2 separate regions of the Homo sapiens genome follow, and region 2 is linked to region 1. Evidence: chromatin loops called from intact Hi-C (ENCODE). Cell type or tissue: mammary epithelial cell. All regions are shown on one strand. Each heading gives the region's core, and the rest is flanking DNA. Links, peaks and the distances in the headings are about the cores only.

What was found. Peaks named below come from ENCODE experiments on the same cell type or tissue, not always from the same donor. Only the 100,000 strongest peaks of a DNase experiment are listed, where the experiment ranks them.
Region 2: it touches region 1 in a loop (35-fold over the local background); 1 of 110 quality-filtered maps calls a loop at or near these places.

What each region holds. Positions count from the first base shown.
Region 1 is chr19:3,071,820-3,079,513 of GRCh38, reverse strand. LOC105372242 (a long non-coding RNA gene) reads left to right here and starts at 4,040. Exons shown (of 4, transcript XR_001754027.2): 1 at 4,040-4,153. RefSeq lists a silencer at 2,823-3,080 and an enhancer at 5,949-6,243. In mammary epithelial cell, for the core only: CTCF peaks have their summits at 3,377 (motif pointing left) and 5,407 (motif pointing right); no DNase peak of the experiment used is centred there; H3K4me3 peaks cover 176 bases.
Region 2 is chr19:3,247,308-3,255,001 of GRCh38, reverse strand. It overlaps CELF5 (CUGBP Elav-like family member 5), which reads right to left. Exons shown (of 13, transcript NM_021938.4): 2 at 3,935-4,017. Among named protein-coding and RNA genes, the nearest start is that of CELF5, 26 kb to the right of the region's middle. In mammary epithelial cell, for the core only: a CTCF peak has its summit at 4,094 (motif pointing right); no DNase peak of the experiment used is centred there.

The DNA of each region.
Region 1 (7,694 bases), core at 1,099-6,098:
TGGGCTTGTCAGGGAGAACCTGTCTCCACAAAAAAATAAAATAAAATCTGCCAGGCATGATGGCATACACCTGTAGTCCCAGCTACTCGGGAGGCTGCAGTAATCCCAGCACTTTGGGAGGTAGAGGCAAGGAGATAACCTGAGATCAGGAGTTCGAGACCAGCCTGGCCAACATGGCAAACTCTCGTCTCTACTAAAAATACAAAAACTAGCTGGGTGTGGTGATGCATGCCTGCAATTCCAGGTACTAGGGAGGCTGAGTCACAAGAATTGCTTGAACCCAGGAGGCGGAGGTTGCAGTGAGCTGAGATCATGCCACTGCACTCCAGCCTGGGCGACAGCGAAACTCCATCTAAAAAAAAAAAAAAGAGAGAGAGAGAGAATCCATGAATCTATTTGGAAAATAGACAGATAAATAAAGTGAGAAGGAGGCATTTATATTTATTTATTTACTTTTGAGTCAGAGTCTCACTCTGTCACCCAGGCTGGAGTGCAGTGGTGCAATCATGGCTCACTTCAGCTTCAACCTCCTGGGCTCAAGCTATCCTCCCACCTCAGCCTCCCAAAGTGCTGAGATTACAGGTGTGAGCCACCGTGCCGGGCTACCACTATTTTTTTTTTAATTTATTTTTTTGAGATGGAGTTTTGTTCTTGTCACCCATGCTGGAATGCAATGGCACGATATCGGCTCACTGCAACCTCCGCCTTCCAGGTTCAAGCGATTCTCCTGCCTCAGCCTCCTGAGTAGCTGGGATTACAGGCTCCCACCACCACACCCGGCTAATTTTTGCATTTTTAATAGAGATGGTGTTTCACCATGTTGGCCAGGCTGGTCTTGAACTCCTGACCTCAGGTCATCTGCCCACCTAGGCCTCCCAAAGTGCTGGGATTACAGGTGTGAGCCTTGGTGCCTGGCTCATTCATTTTTTTCTACAGTGGAAGGGCCTGGGGATGTTTCTGGAGTGCGTGATTCCCAGTCGCTATTTTAATTATTATTTTTTTCAGTCTGTGGGTGGAGAAATCAATTCAGTGGATCATGACCCATATATATTTTTTAAATGAAGTAGAATAGGAAACATCACAGTGCGTGGTGCTTTGCAGAGCGAAGAGTTATCTTGTGCAATTTTTATTGGGGTTATGCAGGTACTTAAACCTCTGTCCTGAGTACATGTGTGTATATGTGTGTTTGGGAGGCCGAGGCGGGCGGATCACCTGAGGCCAGGAGTTCGAGACCAGACTGGCCAATATGGCGAAACCCCATCTCTACTAAAAAATACAAAAATTAGCCAGGCATGGTGGCGGGCACTTGGAGTCCCAGCTACTCAGGAGGCTGAGGCAGGAGAATCACTTTTACCTGGGTGGAGATGTGATGGTCAAGAAAAGTTTACAGCTCCCTCACCTCATATAACTGCTTCTTTCTTTCTTTCTTCCTTTCTTTCTTTCTTTCTTCCTTCCTTTCTTTCTTCCTTCCTTCCTTCCTTCCTTCCTTTCTTTCTCTCTCTCTCTCTCTCTCTCTCTCTCTCTTTCTTTCTTTCTTTCTTTCTTTTGAAATGGAGTCTCACTTAGTCACCCAGGCTGGAGTGCAGTGGCGCGATCTCAGCTCACTGCAAACTCCACCTCCTGGGTTCGCGCCATTCTCCTGCCTCAGCCTCCCGAGTAGCTGGGACTACAGGCGCCCGCCACCACACCCGGCTAATTTTTTTGTATTTTTAGTAGAGACGGGGTTTCACTGTGTTAGCCAGGATGGTCTTTATCTCCTGACCTCGTGATCCGCCCATCTCGGCCTCCCAAAGTGCTGGGATTACAGGCGTGAGACACTGCGCCTGGCCATAACTGCTTATTTCATAATTTAAATATATTTATGTGTGGGCTGGGCACGGTGGCTTACACCTGTAATCACAACACTTTGGGAGGCTGAGGTGGGTGGATCATGAGGTCAGGAGTTCAAGACCAGCCTGGCCAATGTGGCAAAACCTCGTCTCTACTAAAAATACAAAAATTAGCAGGGTACAGTGGTAGGTGCCTGTAATCCCAGCTACCCGGGAGGCTGAGGCAGGAGAATAACTTGAACCCGGGAGGTGGAGGTTGCAGTGAGCCGAGATCGTGCCATTGCATTCTAGCCTGGGCGACAACAGCAAGACTCCATCTCAAAAAAACTAAATAAAAATAAAATAAACAAATAAATATTTATATGTGTGATGAGTTGATTCACTAGAAAGGAATTTTTGGCCGGCTGCGGTGGCTCACGCCTGTAATCCCAGCACTTTGGGAGGCTGAGGCAGGCGGACCACGAGGTCAGGAGATCGAGACCATCCTGGCTAACATGGTGAAACCCCGTCTCTACTAAAAATACAAAAAATTAGCTGGATGTGGTGGTGGGCACCTGTAGTCCCAGCTACTCGGGAGGCTGAGGCAGGAGAATGGCATGAACCTGGGAGGCAGAGCTTGCAGTGAACCGAGATCGTGCCACTGCACTCCAGCCTGGTTGACAGAGCGAGACTCTGTCTCAAAAAAAATTAAAAAAAAAAGAAAGGAATTCTCAGGTGGCGGTGATTTTGCACCCCTTGATCAAGAGATTGACAGCAGTGTCTGGGGACATTTCTGGTTGTCGGGACTTGGAGGAGGTGCTGCTGGCATGGAGTGGGTGGATGCCAGGGACTCCGCTCAGGACCCTGCAGTGCCCAAGGCGGCCTCATCCTAGAGGACAATCCAGCCTTGAATGTCCACAGTGTCTAGAATGGGGATCTCTTAGTTAATTATTTGGGGGGAAAATTGAGTCTGCTCCCTGCTCACACCAGAAAGCAGAATAAGCTCCCGATGGGGCAGATGGTACAAACCATGGGGACCCTTGGGATTCACCTCCTCTCTCCCTCCCCACTCAGGGTGTGGATTTCAATGTGTGTAGCCACCTGGGACCTCAGCAGGGCAGAGGATCATGGGATCCAGAGTCTCTTGGGGGTCTGCGGAATCCCCTAACCCAGGGATTCTAACCTGGAGGATGATTCTGCTCCCAGGGGGCACTGGGTGATGTCTGGGGACATCTGTGGTTGTCACGACTGGGGCGTGCGCCTGGCATGGAGTGAGTGGAGGCCAGGGACGCTGCTCAGCACCCTGCAGTGCCCAGGACAGCCCCACCCCAGAGAACCATCCCTCCCGTAAAGTCCACGGTGAGAAAGCATGGATAAGACTCTCTGATTTACTGAGCTGTCCCAGCACACAGCCTGGCACACAGCAGGTGCTCGCAAAGGATTTGTAAGCCGAGGGGCTGCTGTCTCCAAACCCCCAGCGGCCTGGCTCACCCTCCTGGGGAGAGGGCAGGTGCAGGCGACCTGAGCCAAGGTGCGCGAGATCCTGATGACACACTGCCCCCGTGTGGGCATCCGTGGAACAGCGGCCGGCGGCACGGGCGCCGCGTGGGTGGGGGGCGGGGAGCGTTTGCACCCGGGGAGGTCTCCGCGCTGCGCGGCCCGCTAGGACTTTCTGCCACATCGCCTACATTCTAGCTCCGTGGCGTCCCACGTGGTGGTCACTGGTGGGCTGCTGAGCCCCTGAACCGTGGCCAGGGCAACTGAGGAAATGCATCTTTCATCTCATTTTTATCTATCTATCTATCTATCTATCTATCTATCTACAGCTTGTCACTGCTACCTAGGCTGGAATGCAGGGCCGCGATCATAGCTCACAGCAGCCTCGACCTCCTGGGTTCAATCAATCCTCCCGCCTCGACCTCCCAAAGCGCTGGGGTTAATTACAGCCTGGCCCGTTTCCATCCATCTCAGTGTAAACCTAAGTAACCATGCATGGTTGGTGGCTATCGAGCTCTGGAATGAGGTCTCTCCCCTGGCCGCTGTGGACATTTGGAGCCAGATAGTTCTCTGGGATGAAGCCGTCTTGGGCACTGCAGGGTGCTGAGCAGCATCCGTGGCCTCCACCCACTCCATGCCAAGAGTACCCACCATTGTGACAACCACAAATGTCCCCAGACATCACCCAGTGCCCCCTGGGAGCAGAATCACCCTGGTTGAGACCCCCTGGGTTATGGGATTCCACGGACCCCCCCAAGAGACTCTGTGTCCCATGATCATCTGCCCTACTGGGTCTAGGAGGCTGTACACATTGAAATCCACACCCTCAGTGGGGAGGGAGAGAGGAGGTGAGTCCCAGGAGCTGGGGCCCCCTGGTTTACGCTGTCTGGCCCATTGGGAGTTTATCCTGGTCTCTGGTGTGAGCAGAGATTGGACTCAATTTTTGTGGCTCATGCCTGTAACCCCAGGTCTTTGGGAGGCTGAGGTGGGCGGATCATTTGAGGTCAGGAGTTCAAAACCAGCCTGGCCAAACTGGTGAAACCCCATCTCTACTAAAAATACAAAAATCAGCTGGGTGTGGTCATGGGCAGCTGGAATGCCAGCTACTCGGGAGGCTGAAGCAGGAGAATTGCTTGAGCCTGGGAGGTGGACGTTGCAGTGAGCCAAGATCATGCCACTGCACTCCAGCCTGGGCAACAGAGCAAGACTCTGTCTCAAAAAAACAAACAACAAAAAACCCCACAAAATTTGGCCAGGTACAGTGGCTCACAAATGTGATCCCAACAATTTGGGAGGCCGAGGCAGGTGGATCGATTGAGCCCAGTATTTCAAAACCAGTCTGGGTAACATAGGGAGACCCCTTCTCTACAAAAAAATTTAAAATTAGCCAGGTGTGGTGGTGTGCACCTGTAGTCCCAGCTACTCAGGAAGCTGAGCTGGGAGGATCATTTGAGCCTGGGAGGTGGAGGCGCAGTGAACTATGATCATGCACTGCACTCCAGCCTGGGGGACAGAGCCAGACCCTGTCTCTGAAATTTAAAAAAAAAAAAAAAAAAAAAGTAGTAATAACTGCGCCTACCTTGAAGGCCTGGATCAGTGCTGGGGCTCTGAGAAAATTTGGTAAACCTCAGCCATTTATGATAAAGGGGATGATTATTTTGCTGGGAGGAGAGGTTAGAGGTATCTGAGTAACAGAGCAAGAATAGTGGCTCTGGCTCCTACAGGACCATAGTATATGCCCACAGCCCACTAGATAGATGGGAAAGCAGATAGATGGGACCAGAGAGGGACAGCCACTTGTCCAGAGACACAGAGCCCACCTGTCGTAAAGCTGAGGCTGGCACTTACCCCTTGGGTGTCTATGGGGAGGCAATGGGGCCTCTGGAGGGCAGGCCAAGTAGGCAGCCACACTTCCCTGCTCCCCACAGTCCCCCGGTATCCCCAGGGAGACATCTGCAGGAGTCAGCCTACTAATCACCTAATTAGTGCACAGCCCCCGGGAAATGCTGGGAACACCTTTTAAAGGCCCTTAAACACCCCAACAGTGACTCACAGTCCTGCCAACACCAGGCTCCCAAGGCCGGCAGCTGGGGGCGCTGGGGACGGTGAAAAGCACAAAAACAAAACACATTTGGCCCAGTGCAGTGGCTCATGCCTGTAATCACAACACTTTGGGCAGCCAAGGGGGGGCGGGTGGCTTGAGTCTAGGAGTTCAAGACCAGCCTGGGCAACATAAAAAGACCCCCATCTCAAAACCACAACAGGCCAGGCGTGGTGTCTCATGCCTGTAATCCCTGCACTTCGGGGAACTGAGGCGGGCAGATCACGAGGTCAGGAGTTCGAGACCAGCCTGGCCTACATGGTGAAATACCATCTCTAGAAAAATACAAAAATTAGGCCAGGCGCAGTGGCTCATGCCTGTAATCCCAGCACTTTGTGCGGCCGAGGCGGGTGGATCACGAGGTCAGGAGATTGAGACCATCCTGGCCAACATGCTGAAACCCTGTCTCTACTAAAAATATAAAAATTAGACAGGTGTGGTGGCATGCGCCTGTAGTCCCAGCTACTTGGATGCTGAGGAAGGAGAATCACTTGAACCCGGGAGGTGGAGGTTGCAGTAAGCCAGGATCATGCCACTGCACTCCAGCCTGAGCAACATAATGAGACTCCATCTCCCCCCTCCAAAAAAAAAAAAAAAAAAAGATTGAAATGGAAAAGTCATGTGACCCAAGATTGGCCAATCAGAGTATTCCAGCCAGAACATAGGGATTATATCAGGGATGTCATGTCACCTAAGCCTGGCCAATGAGAATGAGTCCTGAGACATGCTGTAATTAAGCAGAAGGAATTGGCTGGAGTTGCTGAGCTGGGAGGATGAAAGCTTACAGCTGCTGGGGAACGGTGTTTGTTTGCTGCCATGGGAGACAGCTGTCCCAGCTATGCACAGTGACACAGGATCCCGATAATGTTGGAGCCCCTGGATCAAGCCATGCCTGAAGTCAGCCCTAATGTCATGAATGTTCAGTTCCATGGACTTAAGCCATTCCGTTTTTTTTTTTTTGTTATTGTTATTCCGTTGTCACATCCACTCAAAAAATACGACGTGAGATGAGAGACTGCTGCACTGAACAAGTTGATGGGGATATGAGCCAGGATGGTAACCCTATAGTTAGTGGGAATTGATTGGATTCTGGGTATATTGGTAAAGCTGGAGCCAATGGGATTGCTGAGGGATTATAACCACATATGTTTGTATAGTGATTTTATTAATGTCTGGCTCCCCTGCTAGGCTGTAAGGTTGGAGCTATGTGGGTCACTGTATCCCTAATATCTAGACGAAGACCAGGCGTGCAAGTGTTCAATAAAGCCATGTTGTGTGACAGAGCTCTGGGGGTGGAGAGGAAGGCAGACAAAATCCATGATCGCCCCTTTGTGAGCCACAGTTTCCTCATCTGGAATATGGGGATAATAAATAATTACTGTCAGCCAGGCACAGTGGCTCACGCCTGTAATCCCAGTACTTTGGGAGGCCAAGGCAGGTGGATCACCTGAGGTCAAGAGTTTGAGAGCAGCCTGGTCAACATGGCAAAACCCTGTCTCTACTAAGAATAAAAAATTAAGGCAGGGCACGGTGGCTCACGCCTGTAATCCCAGCACTTTGGGAGGCTGAGGCGGGCGGATCACAAGGTCAGGAAATCGAGACCCTCCTGGCCAACATGGTGAAACCCCATATCTACTAACATACAAAAAATTAGCCAGGCATGGCGGCACACTCCTGTAATCCCAGCTGCTGGGGAGGCTGAGGCAGGGGAATCACTTGAACCCAGAAGGTGGAGGTTGCAGTGAGCCAAGATCGCGCCACTGCACTCCAGTCTGGCAACAGAGCAAGACTCCGTCTCCAAAAACAAACAAACAAAAAAACACAAAAATTAGCCAGGCATGGTGGCACACATCTTTAATCCCAGCCATTTGGGAGGCTGAGGCAGGAGAATTGCTTGAACTCGGGAGGAGAGGCAGAGGTTGCAGTGAGCCGAGATCCAGATCATGCCACTGCACTCCAGCCTGGGGGACAGAGCAAGACTCCATCTCCAGATAAATAAATACTAACTCATTCTTTCATTTCACTAAGACCTGATGTTTGCACTGAGTAGAAATTCTTTGCCAGACCCCAAGCTGTGCCCTGGGACACAGCAGTGCAGAAGGCAGTCCGCTCCTTACTCTCATGGATCTTTCAGGGTGACAGATAATAAAGATGACAGCTGGCCTGCCTGGTGGCTCACGCATCTAGTCCCAGCACTTTGAGGGGCTGAGGTGGGAGGGTCACTTGAGGCCAGGAATTCGAGGCTGCAATCAGCTATGATGGCACCACTGTTCTCCAGCCTGCATGAC
Region 2 (7,694 bases), core at 1,397-6,396, 180 kb before region 1:
GGATGTGTGGGTGGATGGGAGGATAGATAGGTGGATGGATGTATACATGAATTAATAGATGGATGGGTGGAAGAGTGAGTGATGAATGAATGGATGGATGGAAGGGTAGATGGATGGACAGATGAATGGATAGACAAGTGGGTGGATGAGTAATGGATAGATGGATGGATGAATGGATGGATGGATGGGTGGATGGATGGATGGATAAAAGGGCAAATGGGTGAACAGATGGATGGATAGATGAGTGGGTGGATAGATGAGTGAGTGACTCAATGGATGAATGGTAGATGGATGGATGTGTGGGTGAATGGATGGGTGTGTGGCTGGATGGGAGAATGGAGGGATGCATAATAGATGTGTGGGTGGGTGGGTAGGTAATGAGTAGATGGGTGAATGAATGCATGGATGGATGGATGGATGGATGAATTGATGGGTGGATGGGTGGATGAATGGATAGAAACATGGATCAGTGTGTGAATGGATGGATGAAAGGGTAAATCAGTGGATGGATGGATAGATGGGTGGGTGGATGGATAGATGGATGGATGGATGGATGCGTAGATGGATGGACGTGTGGCTGGATGAGAGGATGGGTGGATGATGGATGTGTGGGTGGGTAGGTGGATGAGTAGATGGATGAATGAATGAATGGATAGGCAGGTAGATGGGTGACAGGTAGGCAGGCATGTAGACACATGGGCAGATGGGTGATGGGTGGATGGAAAGGTGCATGGATGGATGGAAGCTATGAATTTATGGGCTGACCCAGGGAGAGTAGGCATGGAGAGAAGGACAGAGTCCCCTCAAGATGGATGCAGAGAAGGAGCTGCTGGTGATTGCGGCATCTCTTCATCTCAAAGTGGACTCAGATCCAGGACACCAGCCTGGCAAGAAGGGCATGAGGTTTCGTGGCTCTTGGTCCTTCCACCCTCTTCCATCTTCCCTCCTGGCTGCCAACAGAGTGCAGAGCTCAGTTTTGGCCCCCAACAGGAAAAGAACCAGTTCCAAGGTCCCTAAGGCCTCAGACAGTGGAATAGAGACTGGGTTTGTGTCTCAGTTACCTTCATCAGGGAAATGAGGACAAAGGAATGGGGGAGAAGTGCTTAGCTGGGAGGACTCCTTAGAAGTGTTGGTAAATCTCCATCTATGTACAGATTTCTCTGGACAGAAGGACCAGAGCTTCCCCCAGGACCTGATGCCAAGCAAAAACATGGTTCACTAAACTTAGATGAATTAGGCAACAGCACAGGGTCTGGAGTCAGACTATGAAGGTCCAAATCCCCACTCTGCAGCTTGCAGGCTGCCTAACCTTGGACAAGTCCAGTATTGAGCTGGTTTGTTCCTTGAGTTCCTCCCTCCACCTTTGCCCCCCCTGCTCTGCACCCCTGGGCTTCTGGTGCTAGAATGTGGTGGAAATGATGGTGTGTAATTCCGAGGCTAGGGCTTAAAGGGGACTGTGGCTTCCTCCTTGATCACTCTTTGGTTACGTGTGCTGGGGGAAGATGCCATGTTGTAAGGAAGCTCAAGCAGCACTGTGGAGAAGCCCACGTGGTGAGAAACTGAGGCCTCCTGAACAGTCACTAGAGGGAGCCAGCTTGGAAGCAGATTCCTCAACCACAAACTCCTGCTGATATCTTGACTGTAACCTCCCTGAGCCAGGATCATGCAGCAAACTCAGTCCCAAATTCCTGACCCCTGGTAGCTGTGAAATAACAAGTGCTTATTGTTTGAAGTCTTTATTTTGGGGATAATTTGTTATGCAGCAATAAATAACTAATATGGTCCCTAGAACTCTGCTGTGCCCCTGGGCACTAATCTGTATGGACTGACCTGCCCTCCAGCTTCTGGTTGGTTTGATTTTTTGTTCGGTTGTGGGATTTCTTTCTTTCTTTTTTTTTTTAATGTACTTTTTTAGCTTCTGGTTGGTTTGGGTAGGCACCAGCAGAAGGTCCAAGATGAACAGTGAATTCAGGGAATTTACCGCAGACTCTAGATCACTTTTGCACATGCTGTTCCTTCTGCCTGGAGTGCCCTTCCATGCCATCTTTCAGGTTTTTTCTCAAATGTCACATCCTCAGTGAAGCCCTCCACTGAGCACCTTCTCTATAGATTGCTAGCCCACCCTGCCCTGTTATTCTCTTCCAGTGCTGAAGATCAGAGAGGTTAAGTCACTGGCTTACTGTCACACAGCAAGGATGGAGCTGAGCAACGAGCCCACAGATGTGGCTGCCAGACCCCACACTCTAACTTGCATCACATCACACCCAAAAGAGGGGCTCTCTATTCTTCAAGACCAAGCAGAGGCCACCCCCAGGCCCAGAACCTTCCAATGCTCATGGAGAATCAAGTCAAACTCATGCCATGACCTCGGGTCCCTGGAAGGCGCACGTCAGATTTCCTACAGTCAGCCAAGCACGAAGGCTACGAATGCCCTGATGTCCCTGGAGGCTGAAAGGTCCCTGAGAATTCCGGAGGGAAGGGTGAGCTCCCTGCCCCAGAGCTCACAAGGTGGGGCGCCGTGGCTCACTGTGGTTCCTTCAGTCTCCATCAAGAGGCATGGCCTGGGGACCCGGATTGACTGGCTCAGGGAGACCACTCATCCTTCACTGGGGGCAGGGGCCTCCTGCCCACCCAAAGAGGACAAAGCTGACCAGGAGAGACTCATCAGGCTGGGTGTGCTGGCTCACACCTGTAATCCCAGCACTTTGGGAGGCCGAAGCAGGAGGAACGCTTGAGCCAGGAGTTCAGGATCAGCCCGGGCAATATAATGAGACCCCGTCTCTACAAAAATTAAAAAATTAGCCACGTGTGATGGCATGCACCTATAGTCCCAGCTACTCAGGAGGCCGAGGTAGGAGGATCACTTGACCCCAGGAGGTGGAGGCTGCAGTGAGCCATTGTACTCCAGCCTGGGTAACAGAGCAAGACCCTGTCTCAAAAAATAAAAATAAGGAGAGACTCATCAGAGACAGCACCCAGGCCAGCCTCCTCTGCAGACAGAAATTGTGATGAAGAAGCCCCTGTGTTGGCCGGGCCTGGTGGCTCGCACCTATAATCCCAGCACTTTGGGAGGCCGAGGTGTGCAGATCACTTGAGGTCAAGAGTTTGAGACCAGCCTGGCCAATATGGCAAAACCCCGTCTCTACTAAAAATACAAAAATTAGCCAGGCATGGTGGTGCACGCCTGTAATCCCAGCTACTTGGGAGGCTGAGGCAGGAGAATCACTTGAACCTGGGAGGCGGAGGTTGCAGTGAACCGAGATCATGACACTGCACTCCAGCGTGGGTGACAAAGCGAGACTCCATCTCAACAACAACAACAACAACAAAAAAAAAAAAAAAAAAAAAAGAAGCCCTTGTGTTAAGGAACTGTGGCTCCGTTTGCACCATAAAGACAAGCGAGGAAAATCATTTTCCTTTTTATAGTGAGAAGCAAGCATGGTCTATGCTTCTCCCCATGGTCCACACAGCCTTCAGCAACCAGCCCTGTCACCTCCCCTGCCCTTCCCGCCTTTCTTTCTCCACCTCCTCACTCTGTTCCAGCCACACGGGCCTCCTCCCTGTTCCTCCAACACGTCAGGCATGGTCCTCCCCCGGGCCTTGGCACATGCTGTGCCCTCTGCCTGCTAATGCTTCCTTATCCTTCAGGTCTCAACCCAAAGACAACGACACACTGGGCCAGGTGCCCTTGTGCAGTATACAACCTGCACAACCACACACAACCACTCTGGTATGAAATATAGAGCACGGCACACAGTAGGCACTCAATAAATGCACACTATTATGATGATTTCTATACCTCTGCTCCTCATACCTCTTTCTGAGTCCCGAGACACACAGAATTCACAGCCAATCTCAGGAAGAGCCTTGGCTCCCACCCCAGGCTGAGAGCCATCCCCTGTCCCCTCCTCCCCAGACACCACACAGGACTCACTCCGGGCAAGGTCTTCTGCTCGTGCAGGGCAGTCTGAGCTTTGATGGCGGAATCCCTGGCACAGTAGGTGAGGAAGGCACAGCCTGGAAGGGAGAGAAACGGGGGTGTTAAGAGAGCACGGGCACACCCATGGTCACAGCAGCACCACCCACAGTGGCCACTAGGTGGAAGCAACCCAAGCTTCCATCCACAGATGCATAGATCTACACAACCTGGTGCATCCACGCAACGGAATATTATTCAGCCAAGAAAAGGAAGGAAATTCTGACACAGGCTGCAACATGGATGCACCTTGAGAATGTCACTCTCAGTGAAATAAGCCAGACACAGAAGGACAAATCCTGTGTGATTCCACTCCTAGGAGGTCCCTAGAGTCATCAGATTCACACAGACAGAAAGTAAAATGGGGAGGTGCCAGGGGCTGGGGAGGGGAATGAGGACTGAGTGTATCATGGGGACAGAGTTTCAGTTTGGGAAGATGAGAAAGTTCTGGAGATGATGGTGGTGATGGTTGCACAACCGTGTGAATATGCTTAATACCACTGAGCTGTGCAATTTTTATTTTTATTTATTTATTTTGAGACGGAGTCTGGCTCTGTCACCCAGGCTGGAGTGCAGTGGCGCGATCTCGGCTCACTGCAAGCTCTGCCTCCCGGGTTCACGTCATTCTCCTGCCTCAGCCTCCCGAGTAGCTGGGACTACAGGCGCCCGCCACCATGCTTGGCTAATTTTTTTGTATTTTTAGTAGAGGCGGGGTTTCACCGTGTTAGCCAGGATGGTCTCGATCTCCTGACCTCGTGATCTGCCCGCCTCGGCCTCCCGAAGTGCTGGGATTACAGGCGTGAGCCACCGCACCCGGCCTGAACCATGCATTTAAAATGGTTAAGACGGTACATTTGAAGTTGTGTATATCTTATTACAATCTCAAAAAATAAAAAGAGAAGAGGATGCTGAAGCCACCATGTTTTGGGAGGGGACAGTCGAAGTGGCTCAGTGTTTTCCACCCGTTCCACCCCTGCACACACATACACCCCCGCAAAGGGTGAGACCAGGAAGAGGGAGAGGAGGTCCAGCCATTAACAAAGTCAGTGGCTGAGCTCAGAAAAGAGATGCTGAGAGCCCTGGACAAGGTGGGGTGAGGGGAGTGGGCAGAGGGGCTGCCCAGCGGGGAGGATGGGGAGGGCACTAGTGGTCCCAGAAAGATGGAAGAAGGCCTGGCCCTGGGATAGGGAGCAGTGGGCTCTGCCACTGACCAGCAGTGTAGCCTTGGATCATGCGCTCCCCCTCTCTGGGCCTCACCTTCCCCTATCAGAGGGAGAGGGGATGGTCTGAGAGGACCACAAGTTGGACCAGCCAATGGATGGGGGTGGAGCTTGAGAGGGTGTGGCATGGTGGCAGAAATCAGGACCAATCAGGAGAGGTGAGGGGCGGGGCCAGCCCCGGAGTGGCCCAGAGTGAGGCTGGGATTGGATGACATTAGGGATGGGAGGCAAGGGGCGGGGCCAGCCCATAGAGTGGCCCAGAGTGAGGCTGTGATTGGGCAACATTAGGGATCGGAGGGTGGGAAGCGAGGGGCGGGGCCAGCCCTCTGGTGGCCCAGAGTGAGGCTGTGATTGGGCGACGTTAGGGGTGGGAGACCAGAGACGTTGACAGAGACAGAGACAGGAGACAAGCAAGTCAAGAGAACCCGCCCTCGCCCTGAAAGCCTAATTAGATCAAAAGTATTTTGAAAGACGTTTCCCCAAGGTGGGGTAGGGATTGCACACAGGAGGTCAGGGGTCCTGGGATGGATACAGGGGACTGAGTGGTCCTGTCTGGGGACCTGTGAAATGAGACCATCGTGGGCTGCTCCGATGTTGTCAAACCCTCGGTTCCCCCTCAAACCCCGCCCCCTATGGTCCCTGGTCTCCCAGGGACACGCTGTACGGAGCTCCACGGTGTCCACTTCTCCAGGCAGGAGCTAATTAAAGTGGCCACCTGCTGGTCGCTCCCGCCAGCTGGGCTGTGTGGTGGGGAGGGGGTAGGGAATCCGAGGGAACCCACCCCAGGTCCAAAAAGCCCCCTGGAACCCTGGGGGTACCAGGCAGAGCTGACAACAGTTTCCAGCATTAAGAAAAGAAAGAAAAGAAAAGAAAAGAAAAGAAAGAAAGAAAGAAAGAAAGGAAGGAAGGAAGGAAGGAAGGAAGGAAGGAAGGAAGGAAGGAAGGAAGGAAGAAAGAAAGAAAAAAGTTTGTAGTAGGAATGTAAAATGGTACGGCTGCTGCAGAAAACAGTTTGACAGTTCCTCCAGAAACGAAACACAAAATTACCACGGAAGCCAGCAATTCCACGTCTGGGTGTATATTCAGAAGAATTGAAAGCAGGGACTCGAACAGAGATATTTGTATAACAATGTTGACAGCAGTAAGATTCACAGTGGCCGGAAGGCGGAAGCAACCCAGGCGTCCATTCACAGATGAAGGGATCGATACAATACGGTCGACCCACACAGTGGAATATTATCCAGCCACAAAAAGGAAGGAAATTCTGATACCTGACACAACGTGGGTGAACCTTGAGAACACCATGCTCGGTGAAATAAGCCAGACACAAAACGACAGACAGAGGTTTCATAGGAGGACCACAGAGCCATCAGATTCACAGAGATGGAAATCAGGATGGGGGGTGCCAGGGGCTGGGGAGGGGGATGGGGAGTGAGTGTTTCACAGGGATACAGTTTCAGTTTGGGAAGATGAGAACGTTCTGGAGGCCAGGCAAGGTGACTCTCGCCTGTCATCCCAGCACTTTAGGAGGCCAAGGTGGGAGGATCACTTGAGCCCAGGAGCTGGAGGCTGCAGTGAGCTATGATAGCACCACTGCAATCCAGCCTAGGCAACAGAGTGAGACCCTGTCTCTAAAATAAAGTAAAATAAAAGTTCTGAAGATCAGATAGTGGTGATGATTGCAGAACAATATGAATGTACTTAATGCCACTGAACTCTATGCTTAAAAATGGTTAAGATGGGCCGGGTGCGGTGGTGCACACCTGTAATCCCAGCACTTTGGGAGGCAGAGGCCGGTGGATCATCTGAGGTCAGGAGTTCAAGACCAGCCTGGCCCAAAAGGCGAAACTCCATCTTTACTAAAAATACAAAAAAAATTAGCCAGGTGTGGTGGTGGGAACCTGCTATTCTAGCTACTCGGGAGGCTGAGTCATGAGAATCGTTTGAACCCGGGCGGCAGAGTTTGCAATGAGCCAAGATCACGCCACTGCACTCCAGCCTGGGCAACAGAGCAAAGTGCTTTCTCAATTAAAAAAAAATTTTTTAACGGTACATTTCATATTATGCATATATCACCACAATAAACATTGTAATTGGGATATATTACCAATGTACCCCTCTGAAAAGTGCAGAACACGTAAGCGTGCAATGTAACAAATGATTATAAATCCATACAACCATCTCTATGTCTCGACCCAAGACAACTATGTCACACTATGTCTTGGGTCGAGACATAGAAAGAGAGACCGGGCGCAGTGGCTCATGCCTGTAATCCCAGCACTTTGGGAGGCTGAGGCGGGAGGATCACTTGAGTTCACAATTTCAAGACCAGCCTGGGCAACATGGCGAAAACCCATCTCTATAAAAAATACAAAAATTAGGCCGGGCGTGATGGCTCACGCCTGTAATCCCAGCACTTTGGGAGGCCAAGGCAGGTGGATCACGAGGTCAGGAGATCGAGACCATCCTGGCTAACACGGTGAAACCCTATCTCTACT